2 separate regions of the Homo sapiens genome follow, and region 2 is linked to region 1. A link is a contact called in ENCODE Hi-C data. All regions are on one chromosome and are shown on one strand. The core of a region is the stretch at or near the end of the contact, and the rest is flanking DNA. Distances in the headings are between cores, read along the strand shown. Region 1 holds the start of SCARB2 (scavenger receptor class B member 2). Region 2 holds the start of PPEF2 (protein phosphatase with EF-hand domain 2).

Region 1 (5,026 bases), core at 487-2,986:
GGCCATATAAGAAAACTCACATATTTACTATAATTGGATTGCTTTACTCTAGTCACCCAAAGCAAGAGTTTACATCCTCAAACACAGCTCACCATGGATTTGGACATGGACAGGAGTGGAGAAAGGATTCAGTTTCTTTTTTCCTTGAACATGATTGCTCAAAGGAAACTGACCCTCGAGACGCTCAGACAGTGGGCCTTGTCTTCCCTTGGCAATGTGAACTTTAAAAATTACATTATGCTTTGCCATGGTGCTTTTTGAAAAACTGCCTTTAACTGCCAGATTTCAGGTACTCACTTAATTACTTTTGGAAACTCAGTTAAAGGAAGATATCCATTGCCACCTGGAATAAAATAGCTTTACTGACTGGAGAGTGCAGTGATTCAAAGTAGACTAGGCCTGGGCTTTTTTATCTGGCCGCAGCAAGTGCAGACCAGTGGGAGAAATGAAGCGTGCAGTTATGGATGCTAACAAGAAAGGCTGCTGCTCCAGTGATTATTTTTCTTTTTTAAGGAAAAAATGATCCCAGTAATTCTCTTTTGTTCCTCTTTTGACACAGCTTGGTGGATGTGGGGGAAAGGGCAGATGAAATGACCAGTGAAATCAAAAGATGAAGTCTTCTTAAAGGACTGGCTCTCCAGCCCAATCATCTAGAGGAAGAGACAAGTTCAGATTCTTGTAGGGTATCTAAATGCATCTGTGCCTGAAAATTATGGCCGTTTGAGAAAAACAAGAATTCATGGTGAGACAAAGCAACACAGACTGTTGGTACAAGATACAAAGCCACTAAGTCAGCGTTCAGCAAAGACTGATGGATGAATTGTCACCCAGCCTAAAGGACTGGCCCAGCTACCAACTGCCCCTGCCCAGCCCAAGAGGGCAAGAACACAATAGACCGCACACCCACGTCTCATCCCCAGGCGCACACCACTTCAAAGGCTACAGCAAGCAGACAACATAACCTGCCTCTTCTGCGGTGTCTTTCATTCAGTTCTGTTTCTTCATGAAGTGGGAAGGAAACAAGTTTGGGCCCACCTGAGATTGGGGTGTAGACGGAAGGAGTGGGGAGAGATGCAAACGACAGAACACAACCGAAGGCCTTTTTAAAAGTCAGGATCCATAGCCTTACTTATCACTGTAAAGGGAACAGAGTCGGCTCCATCCTTCCTCATCCTTCTTTAACCCTCGCCTACCAAGCCCTGGAAGACAGGGACGCAAGAAGAGCTCTAGCGCGGAGGGTCTGCCTGAGTGCTGGTCTTTCCCATACAAGATGTAGCAGCAGGGATGGGAGGGTGAGCTGGACGACTCCACAACACACACACAGCCCGCCCCGCCTCACCTTCTCGATACTCTGGTCTACAGCCTTCTGGAAGACCCGGGCCACCAGCAGCGTGACGCTGGTCACCAGCAGGAGCAGGGACAACGTCCCCGCCGTGTAGAAGCAGCATCGGCCCATTCTGTGCGCCGCTCACGGGCCGGGCCGGGCCGCACCCGCCAGGGATCCAACTGCAAGGAGGGAGGAGCCGCCGCAGAGGCGTCGAAGACCCGGGACCCTTCGGCGCCACGCCCACGCCCTCCCGGCGCACGGTTCGTGCGCGCAGCTCTGGGCTCCGCGGCCTGGCGAGCGCGGCCCCGGGTGCACCGGGCGGATGGGGCCGCGGAGGGACGGGCCCGGACTCGGTTTCGGTTTCCTTCGCCGGGCAGCCGTGGCGCCCGCCTAGCGCAGCTCGGGAGAGTGCAGGGAGCGCGCAGGGACGTGACGTTCGCGGGCCGGGCTCGCCGCAACCCCGCGAGGCAACCGCCGGCGACTGCGCGGGGAGGCGGGCGGGGGCGGAGGCCGCAGTCATGTGCCCTGCGGCGGCGGCAGTGATTCGGCCCGCGCCCTCCCCGGCCGGTCCCCGGTGGCCCTGAGTGGCTGCGGCGCCTGAGCCAGGCCCGGCCTGGCCGCTCCCAGCGCCCTGCACCGCAGGCCCAGCGCTCGCCCCACCGAAATTGCCGAACCTGGTTCACACACTCATTTACTCATTCCGCAGATAGGTCTGAGGGCCTCCCATGGGCCACGCGCTGGGGATTCAAGGTGGCTGGGACATTCCCCTGCTCTAGAGGCGCTCGCAAGTTAGCGGGGACACCGTTACCGCAATTACAACACAATGTAGCAAGTGCTTCTACCAGGTGCCTGCTGAGATCATGCCAGCAAGCATGTTCTGCCTGGATGACCTAGGGCCCCACATTGAACTGGGGCCTGGGGGATGCATAAGTTTGTCACGTAAGGGGCATGTGCAAGAATGGAAGATGTGCAAAAAAGGGAGGAGGAGGCATTTCACGGAGAAGGAAACGGTGAGCAAAGGCATTGGGGGTGAAAGAGCAAAACCTGTAGGAAGCAAGAAGGAAGTTCCTTTTGACTGTAGGCTCAGGTGTTCAGGGGGTGGAGTCGGAGGTGTTGAGGCCCCAAGAGGTCAGACTTTGAAGGGCTCTTGGTATCCTGTTAAAGATGTGGAAGTTGGGAAGGAGCTTAAAGCAGGCATCGCTGGTGTTCTTGCCTGCTTTGCTCACTGTGGTGTCCCAGACACCCAGGACCAAGACCTGCACACAGCCAGGACTCAAGAAGTGTTCGTTAAATGAGTGTTTCTTCTACGCCAGCCCTTTACTAGTTTCTTTGCACAGTTCTACTCATTTAATACCCTTGGCAGTCCTATGAATAGGAGGTTGTGTTTGTCCCAGTCCTCCAGAAACAGTCCCAGATGGGGGTACTATGCAAGAGAGTTTTGAGGGAAAACAGGGAGCTGGACCTGGGATGCAGGTGTGATCCTTGTGAAGGAAAGAGGCAAGCAAGGAAGGAAGGTTGGGTGGAAGGAAGCATTTGATATATATACAGTCCATGTATAAAAAGTTCAGCAAGGCCATTGGGGTGGGGAATCCTTTAGCCAAATGGGCTTGTCCCAGAAGTCTGGCATCTCCCAGAAAGAGGCCCGCCTTAGTATCCCTGCTGTGCTCAGTCATGAGCTGGGAGCAGCCTTAGGAAGCTGGCCTTTGCAGCAACCTAGGGATAAATATCAGGGTATGGATTTCAGCAGAGCTCAGCAGTTGAGGCGGAGCCATTGGTCAGTTATGCTATCTACACTGCAAGATCCAAGAAGTACATTTTCTTGGCAACTATAGTGTATTATCCTCATTTTACACTCAAGAACACTGGGGCTCTGAGTTAAGTAACCTAACAAGCTCAACTGGTTGCTGAGTGGTGGATCCTGCTTGAACCAGGATGTAGGGCTGGCTGTTGGCTTCCAAAACCCTCACTTTTTCTACTCTGCGCATTGCTGCATCCCGATCTGTCACTAATGAGAATCTGAGGACAGCAAATCAGTTAGGAGGCTTTGTTGAGGACTTGGTGAGATAGCATGATGGTTTAAAAATGGTGGCAAATTATTTGTTACTCCTTTCGTTGAGAGGTGGGGTCTATACTTTCTCGCTTTGAATTTGGGCAGGTTTTAGCAATTTGTTAAACCAATAGAATACAGTGGAAATGACCATATCCTGGAACTTCTGAAGCTAGATCATAAATGCCTTGCAACTTCTGCTGGGGCCTTTGCAAATTCTTGCTCTTGGAGCCTCAAGTCACCCCTAAGTTCAGCTACCCGGAGACTGCTGCAGAGAACATGGGAAAGACTGTGGGGAGAAGCCCTGAGTCTGTAGGAAGAGAAATGTCCCACCAGTCCCCAGCTGTCCCTAGCCTTTTGAGTCACAGGCCCTAGACATTACAGAGCAGAGGTGAGTGGTCCCTGCTGAGCCCTGCTCAAAATGCAAAATAAAGGATTGTTGTTGTTTAAGCCACTGAGTGTTGGTGTGGTAGGTTACTCAGTAGATAACTGGAGCAGATGGTAAGGGCAGAACTGAGGCTGGGACATTTTGTAGCTACCAAAGCTCTTCAAGCAGCAGCCCCAGAGGACCAGTCCTGTGTTCAAATAGAACCTGGTGGGGTCCTGAATGATTCAACTGTCCCCAGCCTGATGGGTGGGTGGTCTCCAGTCCTCAGGTGTCCACAATCGGCAGCCTTTCTCTTCCCCTAATCCTGCCTCTTCTCTGCTGTTAAGTTTCAGTTAGCTACATTAACTCTGCTCTGTGCCCCAGTTTGCTTAAGGAGCAATGCTAGCCCACTAACCCTCACATGTCCCCTACCTAGGCATTGGTTGAAGTCCTCCTGTCATCTATATGTCCTCTCCTTCCCTAACTAGAAAAAAAAATTTGGTAACTTGCCTGCCTAGGTACTTTGGCACTCAGAAGTTCATGCTCACACTGAACTTCCACCCCCTACTCTCTGACTGCTACAATCAGATTTTCTGTTTGCGGGCTCCATTCTGGAGGGCAAACTCCATAGGTACCCACTCCTCCCATCCCTGGACCACCAATCCCAGGGTACTCTTCCTTTTCATTGTTCATTGAGGTCCCTTCTTCTCTCTTGTCTGGGCCACCAGGACAGTAACAGACTGTGGGGATGGAGAGATGGAGACAAATTTGATAAATGTATCTTAGTGTGGGAGAGTTTCTAAACAAGGGTTTACAGCTCAAGTTGCCCTCAGTTTACCTGCTCTCTGAGGATCTCACTCTGTTTCCACTATGTCAGGCGGTTAGTAAGCCACTTCCCCTTTAAAACTCTGGACAAGCCGAATGAAAATCTCTTTCTTGGTTCTTCTTAACACAGCTGACCAGGCTAGCATTTTTAAATGTGTTAACATAAGACAGAACAAAAAGGACCTAATTACAGAAAATATAAACAGCTTTTAAGAAAATAATGTATGTTCCCAAAATAGCAGTCTGTGATCCCACAGTAATCTCTGTCTTATCACCGAGGCTGGCATAACTTTTTAGCAGCTGGCCTGGCTGTCTTTCTGTTCAGTTCCATCTTCTCTACCCACAGCTATGTTCAGAAGCTTTTGACACAAAGCCCCAAAATCCAGATTTAAGTTTCTCAATGCCCTTTGGGACTTCCTCCTCATTTCTGATCTATAGGACATGTCTGCACCGCTAATTG
Region 2 (4,437 bases), core at 1,516-4,015, 310 kb before region 1:
TCTTTTTGTGTGCAAAATGGTTCCTAGTTCTATGAGATGTCATGATACCAGAATCTGAGTTTGGGGTAAAGTGAGAAGCCATCATGTCCAAACCAACAAAACTGCTCCTAAATATTTGCACAGTTTTAGAACTAGAAGGGACTTCAGCAATGATTCTGCTTGTCAATGACTCACAAGTTGCTTTGATACATTGGTAACTTGCCTGCATAGCCAAGTTGTGTATTTAAGAGTGTTTGATGTGGGTGAGAATTTTTGTTCACCTTCTCACTCAATTTTGGGCACTTAAGCTCTCAGAGACTCAGTTTTCTCATCTATGTATCTTCAAGGATCATAAATGATATATTTAAAGTGCTTTCTATACAATAAAACCTCAATATATGTTGATGGACTGAATCTGATGTCATATTTATTTTAAAATATCAACAACCAAAAATATGTTCTTGGAGGCAGTAAAAGGCATACTATTTCAATGCTGCATGAATCAGCAGGATGGATACTGATTATTGCTGGGTCAAAGATTTTTATTAAATAAATCCTCTTTTGCCCTTAGGCAACTTTTTTTCTCATGAATTTATAAATTCAAAAATGGTGGCAGAATAAGATGACCTACAAAGAATTTATTGGAGATAGAAATATAGCATTGCCTAGAGTAAGGAAGTTGATATCTATCATGGGCCAATAAACTATTTAGAACAACCACAAGAGATGAAAGAAATGAAGTCTCCCATTAGGTAGTTGTAACTAACTCTTGGTGACCTTTTGTCACCAAGGACAAAAAGGATATGTTTTCCTATGTCATGTGGAAGGGGAAAAGGGGTACCTAGCTACCATTATAACAGCAAAGGCACATGTGATCCCTGCCTTGGGGCTCCCTGGTCTCATCTGTTTCTCTGTTATTTATGGATAATGGTAACGTCATTACAGGGTTGTTAGGAGTGTGAAGTGAGGTTATATATGAGGAGTACTTTGCAAATGTTTGTCATCGTCATGAAAAACATAGATAAGGAATTTTCTTAAATGACATCCTCAAAAATCTCTTAAAGTTCTTCTCCTCCTCAGATAAAAAGCACCTTAAATAATTATCAGTAAAGAATCAACAAAATACATCATGATGCTTTAAAAACAATGGAATGTATTCCACCATGACAAAGAACAAGGCAAGTCGATATGTAATCATATGAAAACGGCCCCAAGATATATTGTTACATGAAGAAAAGCAAATTCCAGAAGAGCACGCCTAGTGTGATATCATCTGTATAAAAAAAGTCAGTAAGTATATAAAAATGAAAGACTATACACCAAGCTATTAACAGTAATTACCTCTGGAGAAAGAGGTTGGGTGAGAGATTTCCATTTTTAACTTATATACTTCTATTACAGCTTTTGTAATTAAAAATCAATAAATGATATTTTTCTAAAATTTTTACACATAAGAAAAATTAGAAAGTGGCTCTGACTAAATAGGTATCCCATATGGCTGCTTAAGAGAAGAAGATGGAGTCATCTACGGACAAGCAGAGAACATTCTAGAAATCAATAAGAAAAATGGCTGGGTGCCGTGGCTCATGCCTGTAATCCCAGCACTTTGGGAGGCTGAGGCGGTTGGATCCCCTGAGCTCAGGAGTTCGAGACCAGCCTAGCCAAGATGGTGAAATCCTATCTCTACTAAAAATACAAAAATTAGCTGGGCATGGTGGCACATGCCTATAATACCAGCTACACTATTTGGGAGGCTGAGGCAGGAGAATCGCTTGAACCTGGGAGGTGGAAGTTGTAGTGAGCCAAGATTTCGCCACTACACTCCAGCCTGGGTGACAGAGCGAGACTCCACCTCAAAAAAAAAAAAAGGAAATGAACAGAAAGGGGAAGTAGAATAATTCTCAAGGGAAAAACTAAAAATGTGAAAACTTCATAAGGTCAGCCACAGAAAACGAGCTTGAGGGAGCCCGAGATTGTTGAATCAGCACCTTTGGTAATCACCAGCTGTCTTCTCCCCCTGATGATTTCCCAAGCTGAGCCATCTCTCCAGGTGATGAGTACATCCACCCAACGTGGGTGAGACCCCTTCTCCTTCTAGAATTTGACTTAGCATCATCAATGCCTCACATTATCATGAAAAACAAAAATTAGCTAGGGGTGGTAGTGCAGCATGCCTGTGGTTCCAGCTACTCAGGAGGCTGAAGTGAGAAGACTGCTTGAGCCCAGGAGTTCGAGGCTGTAGTGTGCTATGATTGCACTTATGAACAGCCACTGCACTCCAGTCTGGGCAACATAGTGAGACTCTGTCTCTTAGGTGGAAAAAAAAAGTGTTTATCTGTCCACTAAGTGAGCCCAAGAAATCCAGGGCAGAATGGTCACCCAGCACTTGAAGATCTCATCACACAGATAGCAAAGACCCCATCTGGATGAGTTGATAGATAACAGAGGAGCTGTCTTTGACCTTTGTCTCAAAACAACTCTGTATTTATTTCCTAGGTAAAAACATAAGTGTCGCCCTCCTGTTCTCACCCATTTCTACTTTAGGCTAGACAGAAAGTTCTTACCTTCTTTGCTGGGTTTTTTATTTACCATGAGACACAACAAGGCAGAAATCTCTTTAACATGCAGGCGTGATCCCCATCCTGTCTTCAGAGTTGGCTGAGGGATCCCAGGCTGATCTGATTTCTTTCAGACCTACAGAGCCCATAAAGAAGGTGCAGCCCTAGTCTGCCATGTCTTCTTCCTGAAAAGCAATGGTGACATTCACAGCCCTGGCCAAGTATTCACAGTGACAGGAAGGAAAGTTCAGGCTTCTTGCCTCGAAGGAGTAGGCACCCCCTGACGTCAGTCAGATCAGGCCCCCAAGGAAGATTTGAAGGGGGCGACTGCATAGTCGGGGTATCTCCCATATACCCAAGGAGATGGGTTTCTCTAACAGCACCCACGTCAGTCCTAAATCTTCTTACTCTCCTGGATTAGAAGACTGTGTTTCCCAGGCCACATCTGAGAAGCCTGAGCTCCTTAGCCCTGAAATAGCAGAGTGCTGACAAGACACAGGGGCCTAGGGGCTCTGGAGTCCAAGGGGAGTCCTCAGCAGAAGACACATAGGAGGCATTCTTTGTTGGGGCTGGCTTTTCTGTTTGCAAAGCCTGCTTGAAATATCCTGCCCTTTCTATGGACACTTTCCTTAGGATATAACCTAATCTGTGGTTAATCACTATTCTTGGACAACTTACTTTTTCAGTTAATCTAAGATGCTCGTGTGTGTGTTCTGGTAGGTACTAAATGCACCATGGAAATTCTCAAAGAAAGTGATATTCTGTTTGTCTATATCTAGTAGGTCAAGTTTGTTCATTATTATTATTATTATTATTATTATTTTGAGACAGTCTTGCTCTGTCGCCCAGACTGGAGTGCAGTGGCACAATCTCAGCTCACTGTAACCTCTGCCTCCTGGGTTCAGGCAATTCTCATGCCTCAGCATCCCGAGTAGCTGGGATTACAGGCACCCCCGCTGCCATGGCCAGCTAGTCTTTCTATTTTTAGTAGAGACAGGGTTTCTCCATGTTGGCCAGGCTGGTCTCCAACTCCTGGCCTCAAGTGATCTGCCCACCTCAGCCTCCCAAAGTGCTGGGATTACAGGTGTGAGCCTCCACACCCGGCCTAAATTTGTTAATTATATTAATTCAGATCCTCTTTATCTTTGTTTATTCTTCCTGATCTGACCATCTTTGAAAGAGGTATTTTGAAGATTTCTATGACAAGTACAGATTTAGCAAATTCTCCTTGTATTTGAGTCTTTGCATTACACGTTTTGAAGCTATATAATTAGATATTAAATTTAAACCATGTAAAATTGCCATCGGCAACTGTGTAATTACACATGAAGCCGTATTGTCATTTAACTGTCTTGGTAGAGGGTGACATAAAAATTAAATATCACTCTGCCTTTTAAAATTCTTTTTGCATTTGATTCTCTTTTGTCTGATATTAACATTTTCACATTAGCTTAGTTTTTGTTAGTGGCTGACTGCTAACATTCTTTCTCCAAGTTGACTAAAAGACTGATAAAATCCTGTATTACTGAGAGTATGAGAAAAAGGACCCTCTCCATATACTATTGCTGGGATCGTTAAAATGTTTCATTTTGGGGGAATTAAATTAAATTTTAATTGTAATTTATTAAATTACATACTTAAAATATGTAAATCCTTTAATCTAGAAATTATACTTCTAAGTATCTTACAGAATTATACACCCATGCAAAAATCTATATAAGGATTTTTATTACTGTATAATTTGTGATTAGGAAAAGTTGGAAAATAACCTAAGATATTTTTTTATGTGGTATTACCCATATTTTCTAGTTTCCATATTGATGCTTTGACATTTTGGGGCCTTGTTGACCAGGGAGAGACTACACCTCCTGGGATTAGCTGATCCCTGAGATGCAAACTA

Evidence for each region. Hi-C counts contacts between places; a loop is a spot of excess contacts on that map. Pooled maps may share reads with other maps.
Region 2: a loop to region 1 is called in a map of CD14-positive monocyte, with 7 times the contacts of the local background. The contact joins the promoter of PPEF2 here to the promoter of SCARB2 in region 1. A Hi-C loop is called at or near these places in 1 of 168 maps with a recorded cell type or tissue (CD14-positive monocyte) and 1 of 50 pooled maps.

Annotation. Positions count from the first base shown.
Region 1 is chr4:76,212,088-76,217,113 of GRCh38, forward strand. SCARB2 (scavenger receptor class B member 2) reads right to left here and starts at 1,737. Exons shown (of 12, transcript NM_005506.4): 1 at 1,340-1,737. The coding sequence starts at 1,456. It also overlaps a transcript of FAM47E not described here. RefSeq lists silencers at 1,138-1,542, 1,456-2,075.
Region 2 is chr4:75,899,687-75,904,123 of GRCh38, forward strand. PPEF2 (protein phosphatase with EF-hand domain 2) reads right to left here and starts at 2,766. Exons shown (of 17, transcript NM_006239.3): 1 at 2,544-2,766.